Linked DNA regions of Homo sapiens: region 2 is linked to region 1. Evidence: chromatin contacts called from ENCODE Hi-C or POLR2A ChIA-PET data. All regions are on one chromosome and are shown on one strand. Each heading gives the region's core, a stretch centred on a gene start or an enhancer-like site at or near the end of the contact. The rest is flanking DNA. Distances are from core to core; before and after follow the strand shown.

What was found. A loop is a pair of places that touch in the nucleus more often than their neighbours do. ChIA-PET counts read pairs that join two places held with the same protein, here RNA polymerase II (POLR2A). Pooled maps may share reads with other maps.
Region 2: a loop to region 1 is called in a map of prostate gland, with 3 times the contacts of the local background. The contact joins the promoter of MAP3K20-AS1 here to the promoter of MAP3K20 in region 1. A Hi-C loop is called at or near these places in 1 of 168 maps with a recorded cell type or tissue (prostate gland) and 2 of 50 pooled maps. POLR2A ChIA-PET finds 5 or more read pairs at or near these places in 2 of 52 experiments (activated CD8-positive, alpha-beta memory T cell and activated T-cell).

The regions. Positions count from the first base shown.
Region 1 is chr2:173,071,852-173,078,988 of GRCh38, reverse strand. It overlaps MAP3K20 (mitogen-activated protein kinase kinase kinase 20), which reads right to left and starts at 3,143. Exons shown (of 20, transcript NM_016653.3): 1 at 2,987-3,143. RefSeq lists silencers at 2,579-3,318, 3,399-3,448.
Region 2 is chr2:173,277,974-173,285,110 of GRCh38, reverse strand. MAP3K20-AS1 (MAP3K20 antisense RNA 1) reads left to right here and starts at 3,075. Exons shown (of 8, transcript NR_033882.1): 1 at 3,075-3,429.

The sequences.
Region 1 (7,137 bases), core at 1,894-4,393:
GTACTACTGTTCCTAACTTACATGAGTGAGAAAACTGAGGATCAGGGGTATGAAAGTAGCTCAAGCCAACTACCTTACAGGTGACACAACTTGTGTCAAATTCAGGCCTGACTCCAAAGTCATATCATTGTTTTCTACCATATCATGTCTTTTTGTTAATAACATTCTGCCTCCTCCTTCTAATTTGCCTTTTGTTTACCCTATTTAAACTATTTTCTTATTACAGTAATTACTGGATTGCTCACCATCCACCTAAAGTTCAATTTGAGGCTTTAATTTCCTATTACAATTGAAGACACTGGGGTTAGGGTGTCAAATGTGGGGCTGCTTTGTTCTCACAGATTCTTCTACTGTGCTGGGATTACTTAACAGCTATTAGGACGATGCTTCAGCATCCGTAGGAGGGTCTGACATAAAAGCACCCATGTATCAGTCGAATCAATCTAAGCTCTAGCATTCATAGTCCTCTTCCCTTACCAGGTACAATTTTCTGGTCACAGCTGGAACTCTGCTTATTTGTGTCTAGTGGGGCAAAGTTAATAGCTACCAAAAAACTAGCCTAAATCTTCCTTGCAGTAAGACCAAAAGGTGCCTTAACTGTTCCTACTACATTTAGATAGACAAGATACTCACCCTGTCAATCTGTCCTGGGTAGAATAAAATGGAAAACAAGTGATCTAAATTCATTTTTATTTCCAACATCTCAGGATACAGACATAGGGCTATCTTATTCCAAGAAGTATTATATCCCCACAAACATCTTTTTCCAGTTTAAACAAAAACAAAAACAAAACAAAAACAAAAAAACCACTGATTCTCTCCTCTCTTCTGAATCTACCACTTTCTAAAATAAACTGTCCATTTTGCTCTGTCACTCCACACTAATAGCTTCACCTTACATCTGACTTATTTTCATGAAAAGTTTTCAGTGTTTTCTCTGATGATTCGATTATTCACTCCACGCCCCCACAAACCTATTTATAATTTTGTAGCCCTATCAAAGTCAGTTTCACTGCTCATTCCAGATAGGCTCTGAGCCAATATATTGCCAATAACACTCACTCTTGTGCTAAGTTAAAATACACAGTGCAACTTGCCAAGTTTCCTTATTTGGCAAGAAGGCCCCTTAGTTCCCAAGATCTTTGACCATCCATTTTTAGATCCAAGTCCGAGTGTTTAATATTTGGATTTTTTTTTCTCTCTTTACTGTGTCCTTATATATTCCCTAAAAGATTAAGAAAAACGGATCAATCATCTATTTGCTTTTTTAGACAACGGAGAAAGTCCTTGCAATTGCATCATGGTCATTTACTCTGGAATTATTATCACTAAATTTTTTTATTTAAACAATATTTTGTAGTTAAAAAACTCCCCAAATAATCTCAAAAAGTTATAGTAGGAATTAAATTGTGATAGATTAAAATAAACAGTGCAGTGGTCCAAAAGACCATTTTTCTTTATCTTAATTCTGTTTTCCCAAACTAAATTCGTATTCATTTACAATCTCCTAAATCTCTCACTATAGTAGCAGGAATTTAAAACAAAGACTCTACAAATGACCATAACCATAATTAAAATGCAGCCATCACTTTTTTTTTTTTTTTTTTTTGGAAAATTGAAAAACAAGTGAAATTTCACTGTGGAGATAGGCCTACTACAAAGAGGACATTAACTAGCCTTGAATCACTTGTTTATTTTTGTCTTTAAACGTGTTTGGAGGTTTGGATCCACTAAATCCTAGCTGTTCATTTCAACGAAGGTCGAGGAAGCAAGAAGGCTCTTCCAAAACAGCTTCGGGGTTAAAGAAGGAGTACAGTTTTCAACAATCTTAAGTCAAACATCCTCAAATTCACTCTGTAAGACGATTCTCACACACCAGTATCGAGAGCTGCTTACTGTACCATACTTGGAATGGGCCCCTAAATTGTGTTGCTTTCATTATTACAGAAACTAACAAAAATAGTAATTAAGTTCCCCATAAACAGTACTTATGCGCGATCTCAAAGCGCATCAGAAACATAACATTTTCAGCGATCTAACAGAGATAACTTTTTAAAAAAATTTTTTAGGCAATCGGATGTCATCTAGCCAGTCCTGAATTAAAGTTTTCTGAAAGCTGTCATGGGCAAGCGAGGCCAGACGAGGCGACGGCCTGGGTAAGCACTTCTGGGCCTGGTGCAGGTCTGGGAGCCCACAAAAAGCCGCTGCCTGAGGGTCGCCAAAGGAGACATCCCCGGCTCCGGTGGGAGGAAAGGGGGAAGCCCGAGAGGGCGGGCGCTTCATGCTGCCCAAGCCCGGGGCAGGAAGGGCGGGGAGCGGTGGCTCTGGATACATTTACGCATGTTTTTAAAACTAATCTTTAGTGTTCATTGTTCCTGCTGGTTATTCGCATGGCCTAATTGTGTGAGGAAAACAGAATGAAGGAAAATGGATGGGAAGCAACACCGCTCGCGGTCGAGTTCTTAGAAAAGCAGAAGTTCGTCGTCCCTCCTCGCACGCACAGCGAGTGCTGGGAAGTGGCCTGCACCCTACCCTGATTTGGGGGCCTCGCGGTTCGCCTCCCGACAGTGCCCCAGTCACCCGCTGCTTGGCCGGCTCTGCTGCTCGCGGAGCCCCTGCCCGTGCCGCACGCCCGGGACCGCGAAAGCCGGGGCCGCTCCGGCCTGCGCCCGCGCCTCCAGGCGCCAACTTCTCCATGGGACCGGCCCGAACTCTCCCGAACCGCACTTGGCGGCGCCGCGGCCAAGGTCCCGCGAGGACTTCCCGGGCGCCGCGAACGCTCGCTCGCTCGCCCGCCCGCTCGCTCCGGCCGCCGCCGCCGGGCGGGCCCTGGGTCGGGGAGGGGAGCCCCGAGGAGCCTCCCGAGGCCGCCTAGACTCCCGGGCTCCGGCGGAGCCTCGGCCCCGAGACGCAGGGACGACTCGCGAGCGCGGCGGGCCTCGCCCCCTCCCTCCCCGCCCTCCGCGGGCTCCAGCCTGACCCCTACCTGGCTCCCGGGCGGGGCGTGAGCAGCAGCCGGGGGCGCGGAGGCCCCGCGCGCGACGAGGGCGGCGGGGGTTGGGACGACAGCGGCCCGCGCGGCTCCCACGTTTCCGCTGCAGTTAGGAGTTGAACATTCCGCCTCTCTGCACGGCGCCAATGAGGAAGACAGTCACGGCAACAGCACCACCTACCTCCCGGCGCGAAACGGCTGGGCCGCCCTCCCCTCACACGCGCGGGCGAGCGGGGCGTGGGGAAGGCGCTCGGGCCTCCCTGGCCTGCGCCCGGGGGGCACCATCCGCCCCGCGCCCCGGCACCCGCCGAGGCCCCCAGACACACCTGCCTTGCTGTGGGGGGAGGGCCGTGGGGGTGTTCCCCCTCGCCCCCAGCACCTTAACTCATCTTTTTGACAAATTAACACCACCTGCTACTCCTTCAACTCAGTCTTCAACAAACAGGCGCTGGGGACGCAAAGAAATAGAGGCTGTTTTGTGCCCCGCAAGAGTTAATTCTCTAGTTGGGAAAGGCACAAACGTAGAGATTTCTGGGAACATAGGTCTGAAGGCTGCCTCTCTAGAAAGATCAGTAGGTACCTCTGGAATTTTGAGGAGGGGCCGTGGTCTGCTGCTCTAGTTGCTAATTTTAACAGAGCAGAATTCAGAAGAGGAGCCAGAGTCCGTTACAGGCCTAAGCCAAAGGTGGAGGTGGGCGTTGGGAAGAAAAGAAATTTCTGATTGGGGAGGATGGTTCTGTGAAGGAAAAGTGAGAGGAGGTTGCAAGGGCATGGGCAACATTATTCAGGATTTTGAATTTGAATTTTATTATCCATGGACACTGGGAGCTGTGAAAAATTAGAATCAAAGGGGTGAAATGGGGGTTTGTGATTCTGTTTAAATGGTAATTTTGAGAGAGTAGTCCACAGTAGTTGTAGGTTGGGTTGCTAGGATGGAACCAGGATGAGTAGTAGATATTGTCACCACCCGGTTGTGGGATCATGAGGACCTGAGTTAGGATGTAGGAAATGGAATTAAAAAGAAGAAATGGGCTGGGCATGGTACCTGTAATCCCAGCACTTTGGGAGGCCAAGCTGAGAGGATTGCTTGAGACCTGGCTGGGTAACACAGTGAGACCTCATCTCCAAAAAAATCAGAAAATTAGCCTGATGTGGTGGCATACATCTATAGTCCCAGCTACTCGGGAGGCTGAGGTGGGAGAATCGCTTGAGCTGGGGAAGTCGAGGCTAAAGTGAACCACAGTCGCGCCACTGCACTCCAGCCTGGATGAAAGTGAGACTCTGTCTCAAAAAAAAAAAAAAAAAAAAAAAAAAAAAAAAAAGAAGAAATGGAATTGAGAGAAATATTAAACGTTTCAGCAAGAGGCCACAGAAATTGGTAACCCACAAGATTTAGAAGAGAAGAAGAAGAGAGATGATGCCAAGATCTCAGACCTGGATGACTGGAAGAATGATGGTGTCATTGACAAAAATAGGAATACGTGAAAGGGAAGCTGGCTTCATGTTGAGTTTGAGGTCATAGGAGTAAAAACAGGTAGAGATGCAGCAACTGAAATATGAAACTGAAATTCAGGAAAGAGGTCAAGAGTGAAATAGAAAATTTGTAAGTCATTCAATAGGTTAAAGATATGAAAGTTGAGGGATGAATGAGTAGAGGTTAAAAAACAATTTATTAGTCTGATTAATTTGCCCTTTGATAAGGACTGGAGATTTTAGCATTAATAAATTTTATTTTGGTAACTGAGAAATTAGAATTGATGAAAATTGCCATGCTAAAAAAATGTATAATGCAGGTCTAATAAAATAATTCAAATAATTCCATCCTATCCATTCAAGGAAAAACTAAGGCTCTTTAGCATAGACCCCAGGCATAGGAAGACTCCAGTCATTTTACCTTACCTTCAGAGGCACTTGTTTGTTTTGGAAAGGACCCTAGACTGAGAGTCAGAGAACCTGACTTCTGGTCTTAGAGCTACCAGTTATCAGCTAGAGTGCTTTGCAGGATAGGCCACAGTTTCCTCCTCTGTAAAATAAGAGGGACTAATTAGAAGTTAGTTGCAGGTTCCAGCTTTAAAACCATGAATGTATTGCTTTAAATTTGGAACACATGGCTTAAGAGCATCAATATTTTTAGCCACATTGCCCTTGCTTCCCATCCCTTTGCCTTCATTCTGTTTTCCTCACATAATTAGGCCAAGAGAATAACCAGCAGGAACAATGAACACTAAAGATTAGTTTCAGAAACATGCTTAAATGATAATCTAGTAGACATTTTCTTGTCTTCCCAAATAGGTTGCAAGCCCTTTGAGGTCACATCTTATATTGTGTGGTATCTGCATATGTATTGTCCATAGCTGAAATAAATATATAATGATTGTATGATAAACTGATTGCCTCAAGTTTGGTTTTTCTTTTGTCAAGCTGCCTGTTTCCTATTGATTATACTGATCTTTTTAGGCCCCAGACCTAATAAATATGGTCTAGTATGTATTCTCAACACCGACTGCTTTTTTGAACTTTCAAATCTTTTTTGAATTGGTTAATGCTCACCAGGCAGAGTTTAGGTTTACCCGTGTGAAAAGCAATAACAAAAGAGACCTAGTCAAACTTCTCTTATCAAACCTGCCTATTCCTTTACTTCAAATGTTTCCACACTAAAAATAGATGTACTCTTAGCAGTGAGGTGGCTTGGAAGTCCTTAGCACCCTCTTATATCCAAGAACATTCTCCAAAATAAACATGCAATCTAAGTTGAAAAATATAAATATAGCTTAAGGAAAAACTTTCCTATCCCCCTATTCAATGGGACTGTTTCTTCTAAGCCCCTCTTCAAATAGATATTCTGAAACTGCCACTAGCTATCAGTGGATGAGAAAAGTGCAGACATAAATTCTACGAATGGCAGAAGGAATGGCAACTTAAAAGGAAGAAAGCAGTCTTTATCCTCCCCTCCTCTTATAGTGGTAAGAGTTATGGCACAAGCTGGCACCCAGGGGCATTTTCTCTAGCCGTCTTAGTTTTCCATCTTAACTTGTGAATAGTCTATGCCTGGATCATAGCTAAGAATTACCCAACTTTTATGCAAAGACCAAGGCTTTACCTCCTGTACAACTCTGAATCCCTGGGAAATTAAGGTATATAATCAAACATCCTTTAAGTCATTTAACCATTGCCTTAAAATCATAAATGAAGCCCAGATCATTGTTTGAGTTTAGTGTTTACATCTAACTTGAGGATCAAAGAGATTTACAGGAATATGCAGGATATCGAGCTTATTTAGGCACCCTGGGACATGAAAGGAGCGGTGTGGCAAGAAGACATATTGAAGACTTTTACAAAATGTATTCAACAGGCATTTACTGACTGCCAGGCACTGTGCAGAGCTTTATGATTATAGCAGTGAACAAGCATGGTCCCCTCTCTCACAGAGTTTTCGGAGTGCAATGGAAGAGCCAGCAAAGACACGAGCAATTACACTATGGTATGCTCTTAAAGGGGCAAAGATTGGGGCTTACAGCAGGGTACCTAGCATAGTTTTGAGAGGTCAATGAAGGCTTCTAAATCAAAGAAGCTCGAAGTTAATACAAGAAGAAATGAAGAGGATTTGCTGGACAAAAAGGAGGGAAAGATATTCCAGGCAAAGGAAACAAGTGCAATGGCCTGAGAGCATTTAGCAAGTTCAAAGAATAAGTTCTTCATGTATCTGAGTAAAGACATCACCAGCAGGGAGTAATAGCCCTCATAGTAGTGGTAACAGTAATAGCAGAAGCAATAATAATAATAGATGGTTAATATTTACTGAACAGTCATACGCCATGCACTGAATTAAGAGTTTTACACAGACGTCTTCCCATTTAGTCTTCACAATAACCCTAGCAGGTAGTTTTAAGTCATCATCCCATGCTATGGGGCCAGAAAAAGTCTTGGAAAAGTTGGGCAACTTGCCTTCCCTCAGGGAGCAAAAGGTAGACTTTAGGCTTGTTTTTTCAAATCAAGCAGTTCTCAAACTTTTTGGTCTCAGGACTCCGTTACACTCTAAAAAAGTCATTGAGGATGCCAAATAGCTTTTAAGTGAGTCATATCTATCAAATTTATTATATTAGAAATTAAAGCTGGGCACGGCGGCTCACGGCTGTAATCTCAGC
Region 2 (7,137 bases), core at 1,826-4,325, 210 kb before region 1:
CTTAACGTCTCAGGTGGGGGAATGGGCAAGAACCTCTTGCTGTTTGACCCACAGAAAAGAATTATTAGAGTGGCTTCTGTGGGTTGAAAGCTCACACTTGCGAGACACTTTGTTCAGAGTTTTACACTCATTGTCCCTAACACTCATAACTCTCCTGTGAAGTAAATATCCTTGTCCCCATTTCATAGATTGGGAAAGTATGTCCTACTCCATACAGCTCCTAAGTGATGTGTTAAAATGTAGGGTTGCCTTAATCTCAAAGATGAAATTGTCAGCTCACATCTGATAGAACAAAAACTCAGAGGGTTTTTTTACTAGCAGTGGTACAGATTTGTGCTAGGGCTTATTGGATACCCCCTTGAAAATGCCTGGCTAGAATTAGGGGTGCTGACAACAAAGACTCTCATGGATAACTGTTGTGATTCCTTCAGAGGGTAGGGAGATACCAAAAGAATCCACTGGGCCAAGGAGGTAGAAAGCTCTCTTTCGAAGGTTTATCTAAATATATTAGATTATAATATTAACAGAAATATAGTTAATTTTTTTATTTTTTTATTTTTATTTTTTTGTAGAGATAGGGTCTCATTACATTGCCTAGGCTGGTCTGGAATTCTTGGCCTAAAGTGATCCTCCTGTCTCAGCCTCCGAAAGTGTTGGGATTACAGGTGTGAGCCACCACATCCAGCCAGAAATACATTTTTTAACTGAAAAAAGACAAGCAATTCATGCTCATTTTTGACATATTAGACAAATAGGCAAAACAAGAAAAAATACACAGCTGCTCTCTCACCACCCAGAGATAAACAAAATTAATATTCTATTGTGTATCCTTCCAGACTTTTGTTTTCACACTCACACACACACTTTTTTTTTTTTTAACTTGACTAAAAAGTAATAATGTAATAATATCAGATTGGAATCTTGGGGATCCATTAAAAATTTACAGAATTTTATTCAATTTACTAAGTCACCATAGTGTTTAATGTTTAGGAACATGTAAACTTGTACAACTAAGTCCCTGACATACAATCCTTTTACAGTAGCCAAAGCCTGAAGACAATAGGTATATTTATTTTGGGAGTAAGCTTACTAGATTATAATATTTTAAGGAATTTTAATATTGATCCACTACAAACACAGTTATTACCCATAAGGCAATTTTTTTTTTTTTTGAGATGGAGTCCAGCTCTGTCACCCAGGGTGGAGTGCAGTGGCATGATCTCAGCTCACTGCAAGCTCCGCATAAGGCAATTTAAAAACAAAACAAAGAAAAGGGTTGGGGAGAATGGTTTAAACAAAGATGATTAACAAAAAGAGCAAAGCAAAAATGCTTATTTTGCTAGTGAAAGCTGGTTTAGAGCCTTACTATTTCTGTCTCAGGCCTGACCATTTTATTTTGAATTTTAAGATATAATAATATACTAGCAACAACAACAGCAAATACCATAATAACAGCTATGTTATGATGACAAGAGCCAGGTGAATGGAGCACTTTACATAGATACACTTTATTCTTTTAAAGATACTTATCTTACTTTTATTTTGGAGCAAATCTAAAATAATTACTAAGTGAATTATTAGTGAAACAATTAGTAAGCATAGTGAAATAATTACTGAGCATTCTTCTTCCTCAGGTAAGGAGAAGATAAAATATCACCAGAACAAACTTAAAAAAAAAAAAAAGCTTGGCATGGCGGCTTATGCCTGTAATCCCAGCATTTTGGCAGGCCAAAGCGGGCAGATTGCTTGAGCTCAGGAATTTGCGACAAGCCTGGGCAACATGGTGAAACCGTGTCTCTATAAAAAATACAAAAATTAACTGAGCGTAGTGGTGCCTGCCTGTAGCTCCAGCTACTTGGCAGGCTGAGGTGACAGGATTGCTTGAGCTCAGGAGGTTGAGGCTTGAGCCCGGGAGGCTGAGGCTTGAGCCCGGGAGGCTGAGGCTGCAGTGAGCTGTGAAGGCGAGAGGTGGCAGTGTGCTGGCAGCCCTTGCACCCCTCGCTTGCGGTGCCTCCTGGGCCTTGGCGCCCACTCTGGCTGCACTTGAGGGGCCCTTCAGCCCACCACTGCACTGTGGGAGCCCCTCTCTGGGCTGGCCAAGGCCGAAGCCGGCTCTCTGAGCTTGCGGGGAGGTGTGGAGGGAGAGGCGTGGGTGGGAACTGGGGCTGCGGCTGGCACTTGCGGGCCAGCGTGAGTTCTGGGTGGGCGTGGGCTCAGTGGGCCCCGCACTCGGAGCAGTCGGCCGCGCTGCCGGCCCCGGGCAGTGAGGGGCTTAGCACCCGGGCCAGCAGCTGCGGAGGGTGTGCCAGGTCCCCCAGTAGTGCCAGCCCGCCGGGGCTGCGCTGGAATTCTTGTCGGGCCTCAGCTGCCTCCGCGCGGGGCAGGGCTCGGGACCTGCAGCCCACCATGCCTGAGCCTCCCTGCTGCCGTGGGCTCCTACGCGGCCCGAGCCTCCCAGACGAGCACTGCCCCCTGCTCCACAGCCCCTGGTCCCATCGACTGCCCAAGGGCTGTGGAGTGCGGGTGCACGGGCCGGACTGTGGGCAGCTCCACCTGTGGCCCCTGTGCGAGATCCACTAGGTGAAGCCAGCTGGACTCCTGAGTCTAGTAGGGATTTGGAGAACCTTTATGTCTAGCTAAGGGATTGTGGATGCACCAATCAGCACTCTGTATCTAGCTCAAGGTTTGTGGATGCACCAATCAGCACTCTATATCTATCTAATCTGGTGGGGACTTGGACAATCTTTATATCTAGCTAAGGTATTGTAAATACACCAATCAGCACTCTGTGTCTAGCTCAATGTTTGTAAACACACCAATCAGCACCCTGTGTCTAGCTCAAGGTTTGTAAATGCACCAATCAGTGCTCTGTGTCTAGCTAATCTAGGGTGGATTTGGAGAACTTTTGTGTCTAGCTCAGGGACTGTAAACGCACCAAACAGCACCCTGTCAAAACGGACCAATCAGCTTTCTGTAAAACAGACCAGTCAGCCCTCTGTAAAATGGACCAATCAGCAGGACGTGGGTGGGGCCAGATGAGGGAATAAAAGCAGGCTGCCCTCCCTCAGCCATCAGTGGCAACTTGGTCGGGTCTGCTTCCGCGCTGTGGAGGTTTTGTTTTTTACTCTTTGCAGTAAATCTTGCTGCTGCTCACTCTTTGGGTCCGCACTGCTTTTGTGAGCTGTAACACTCACGGAGAAGGTCTGCAGGTTCATTTCTGAGCCAGCGAGACCACCAGCCCGCCAGGAGGAAGACGCTGCCGAACATCAGAAGGAACAAACTCCAAACACGCCGCCTTTAAGAACTGTAACACCTGGAGGGTCCGCGGCTTCATGAAGTCGCAGAGACCAAGAACCCACCAATTCCGGACACAAATGCATCATTGCACTCCAGCCTGGGTGACAGAGTGAAACCCTGTCTCAAAAATAAGTAAGTAAATAAAAATAAAAATAAAATAGTGACCCCCACCCCTGCCAAAGACCCTAATTTTGTCAGAGAAGCTATTCACTATGGTAAAGGAGCCAGTACTTTTCAGTGGTGGGTCTGACAACCAGCTGAGCTAATGTTGGCTTCTCCTTACCTTCAACCCAGCTCTGACTCTGTTAAAGGTCAAACTCTGGAAGTGCAGAAAGGATTGGGATTATTTTCCTTTCCTTGTCTATTAATGGTAATGTTTTGGTTTCCACATGCTGCAGCAAACTCAGGAATGGCAATTTTAAGAAGAGTGTGTGTGCTGGTTATGATTGCTTTTCTTTGTTGTCTTTGTTCTTAATCATTTGTTTTTAAATTGGAATCAGGTTGGACGCGGTGGTTCACACCTGTAATCCCAGCGCTTTGGAAGGCCAAGGTGGGTGGCTCATTTGAGGTCAGGAGTTACAGACCAGCGTGGCCAACATGGCAAAACCCCGATTCTACTAAAAATACAAAAATTAGCCAGGCATGGTGGCAGGCCCCTGTAGTCCCAACTACTCGGAAGGCTGAGGGATGAGAATCGCTTGAACCAGGGAGGTGAAGGTTGCAGTGAGCTGAGATCACGCCACTGTACTCCAGCGTGGGCAACAGAGCGAGACTCGGTCTCAAAACCAAACCAAACAAAAAACTAGAATCAATGTTTAGTCAGTCGCTCTTTCCAGCACTGATAGAACACTAACTTTTTAGGGAGCTCAGAACGAGTGTATCTTTTATCTAGGCTTTATTTAGTAAAATAATTTGTTAATAAAACTTGAGATATCCATCCCGCTATAACAGAGTGATTGGTAGCAAGGCTGGGGAGAATAGCTATCTTTTGAGAAATTCTCTTTTAAGATATGTATTAGGGGAAATGTTCGTGTCTTTATAAAACACAAACTAATGGAGTTCATGCTAATTTCCCACTCAGGGAAGCCAAGTGCTGTCTTTTTGTAGCAGCAAGACCTAGCACAGTCTGATTACGGCCCTGCAGGTTGAATAGAATGCTCATTTTTATCTTTCTATAGCTATAAATGGAATCAGTCTTGCAAGGTTGATGTACATGGGACCACAATGATCTGGATAAAAGACTAAACTTTGGTTCTTCTGCATTAAAATTTGGACAGCACTCTAGATTTTTCTAATACCACCAGGGAAATCTTTTCACCTCTGTAGAACAGAGATAACGGTGTTTAACTAAGGTGGTAATGTTGCCTGTTATGGGGGCCAGCCTCTGTGCTCGGCTGTGAAGCGCTACATAAAGAAAAAGGTTTGTTACATTTGATGGTTTTCCTGTTTGCTTGAGAAACCTGTCATGGTAGAAATAATGGATTGAGGGGAGAACAGGAAGGGTGTTTTCTTTCAGGGAACTTGGCTGAGGAAAACATAACTCATAGCAGAACACTACAAAACACAAAGGTTTCCACTCGCATGTAAACTGTCTTTTACTGAGAACCAAATTGTCACAGTCACAATAGCAAGCAAAATGAACTGTCTTTAAGGACAACAAAAAGCTCTCAAGATAATGACTGACAAGTATCATTAATTCATGATCCCAATAATAGGCACAATGGCCTAATTCAGGTTGAAAGTGCACACCCTTCAGGAACACCGGCAGCCATTCAGCTTGAAAAGCCGCCTAGCTCAAGAAACTTCAAGACGAAGACATGGGAAAAACAAAATTGCAAAGAAAACAAAAGTAAAGACAATCCAGGATTTGCGGAGTCTAATTAAACATGGCACAAGAACATGTTTTTAAAGCACTTGGCACAGAGTTAGCTATAAAGTATAGTTAAATTTATTATTACTACTGAGAACTGAGGAAAGAAAAAAGGCAGGAAAAAGAAATGAGAAAGTGATGACAGTTAGGTAATCCGGGCAGGCAGGTGTTTAAAGGCTCTAGGAGTGGAGTTGAGAGAATACAGGTCTAAAACTCCAGTTCTGGCTCTGTCTCCACCTTGCGTGGTCTTGGGCACTTGAGTTTACTACCACTTAACAGAGGATCTAACATTCTGGGCACTCGGGATGAAAAAGTTACAGTCCCTGTCTTAAGTATTAGTTTACAGGGTTGTTTACCATGCCTATCTTGATCATCTTACTGGTCACTTTCTGATGTCTTTTTCTTGTTTTTTTTCTTCTCTCCCATTTTCAGTAGTAGTAGTAATTGTAACTATGATTTAATTGTAGCTTATTTTAGGCCCTGTGGCTACCATCTAAAACTCAGTAGGGTTGACTTAAATCAGCATTTCTCAAACTTGAGTAATGTATGACATCCTTTTAAAGGGAAAGAATTATGAGATTCTCCTAGGATTACTCAATTACTTTGGTTATGATGTTACTTAAAAGAAAACCACCACTCCAAAAAGCAGAAACCTCTTTCCTGAGAGTTGTCATTCAACTATATACATCTCTCACAGACTTACAAACTGAATATAAACAAAATCAAACTTAATAGCATTAATTGGATATGAAAGGGGATGTTTTTTAGAGCAAAATTGTTGTTCCCATCATGAATACAGTGTCTTCACCTACTCAATTCTGTCATCGTTTTTCTGTGTTCCAATTACTGGGAAACCAAACTACTACATGCAGTGAGCTTTGGCATAAATGCATTTCATGTGTGTTTAAAATTTCCCCTTGTATTTTTAGCCCACCAAGAGTAATATTAATACTATTTGGCATTAAGAAAAACCCAGACTCACTTAATAATTTGCATGGCAGTGTATAGTTTTGAGGTGGCCACATGGATACTCCAGAATACATTCATACTAATTTTTTAGATTGTTCTGGAAATACGAACACAAAACTTTAAAACATTTCTTACAGAATGTGTGACCTTTAGAACACGTCTGATCTCAGTTTAAGGAACACTGAACTAAGTGATCCCTAAAATTCTACAAACTGTATTTCTTATTCTTTTTTTTTTTTTTTTTTTCCTTTGAGACAGAGTCTTGCTTTGTTATCCAGGCTGCAGTGCAGAGCATGATCTTGACTGACTGCAATCTCTGCCTCCTGGGTTCAAGCAATTCTCATACCTCAGCCTCCCAAGAAGCTGGTATTTCAGGCACGTGCCACCATGCATGGCTAATTTTGTATTTTTAGTAGAGATGCAGTTTTGCCACGTTGGCCAGGCTGGTCTCGAACTCCTGGCCTCAAGCAATCCACCCGCCTTGGCCTGCCAAAGTGCTGGGATTACAGGTATGAGCTACCGTCCCTGGCCTAATTCTTACTCTTAAAAAGAGTCTTAGCCAGGCATGGTGGCACACGCCTGTAATCCCGGCTACTTGGGAGGCTGAAGCAGGACAGTTGCTGAAACCCGGGAGGTGGAGGCTGCAGTGAGTCAAGATTGTGCTGCAGCACTCCAGCCTGGATGACAGAGCAAGACTCCATCTCAAAAAATAAAAATAAATAAAATAATAATTATAATAATAATAATTCTGTTGGCCAGGCACGGTGGCTCATGCCTGTAATCCCAGCACTTTGGGAGGCCAAGGCAGGTGGATTACTTGAGCCCAGGAGTTCAAGACCAGCCTGGGCAACATGGCAAAACCCTGTCTCTACAAAAAAACACAAAAATTAGCCAGGTTTAGTGGTGAGTGCTTATAGTCCTAACTACGGGGGAGACTGAGGTGGGAGGATAGCTTGAGTTTGGGAGGTTGAGGCTGCAGTGAGCCATTATGGCACCACTGC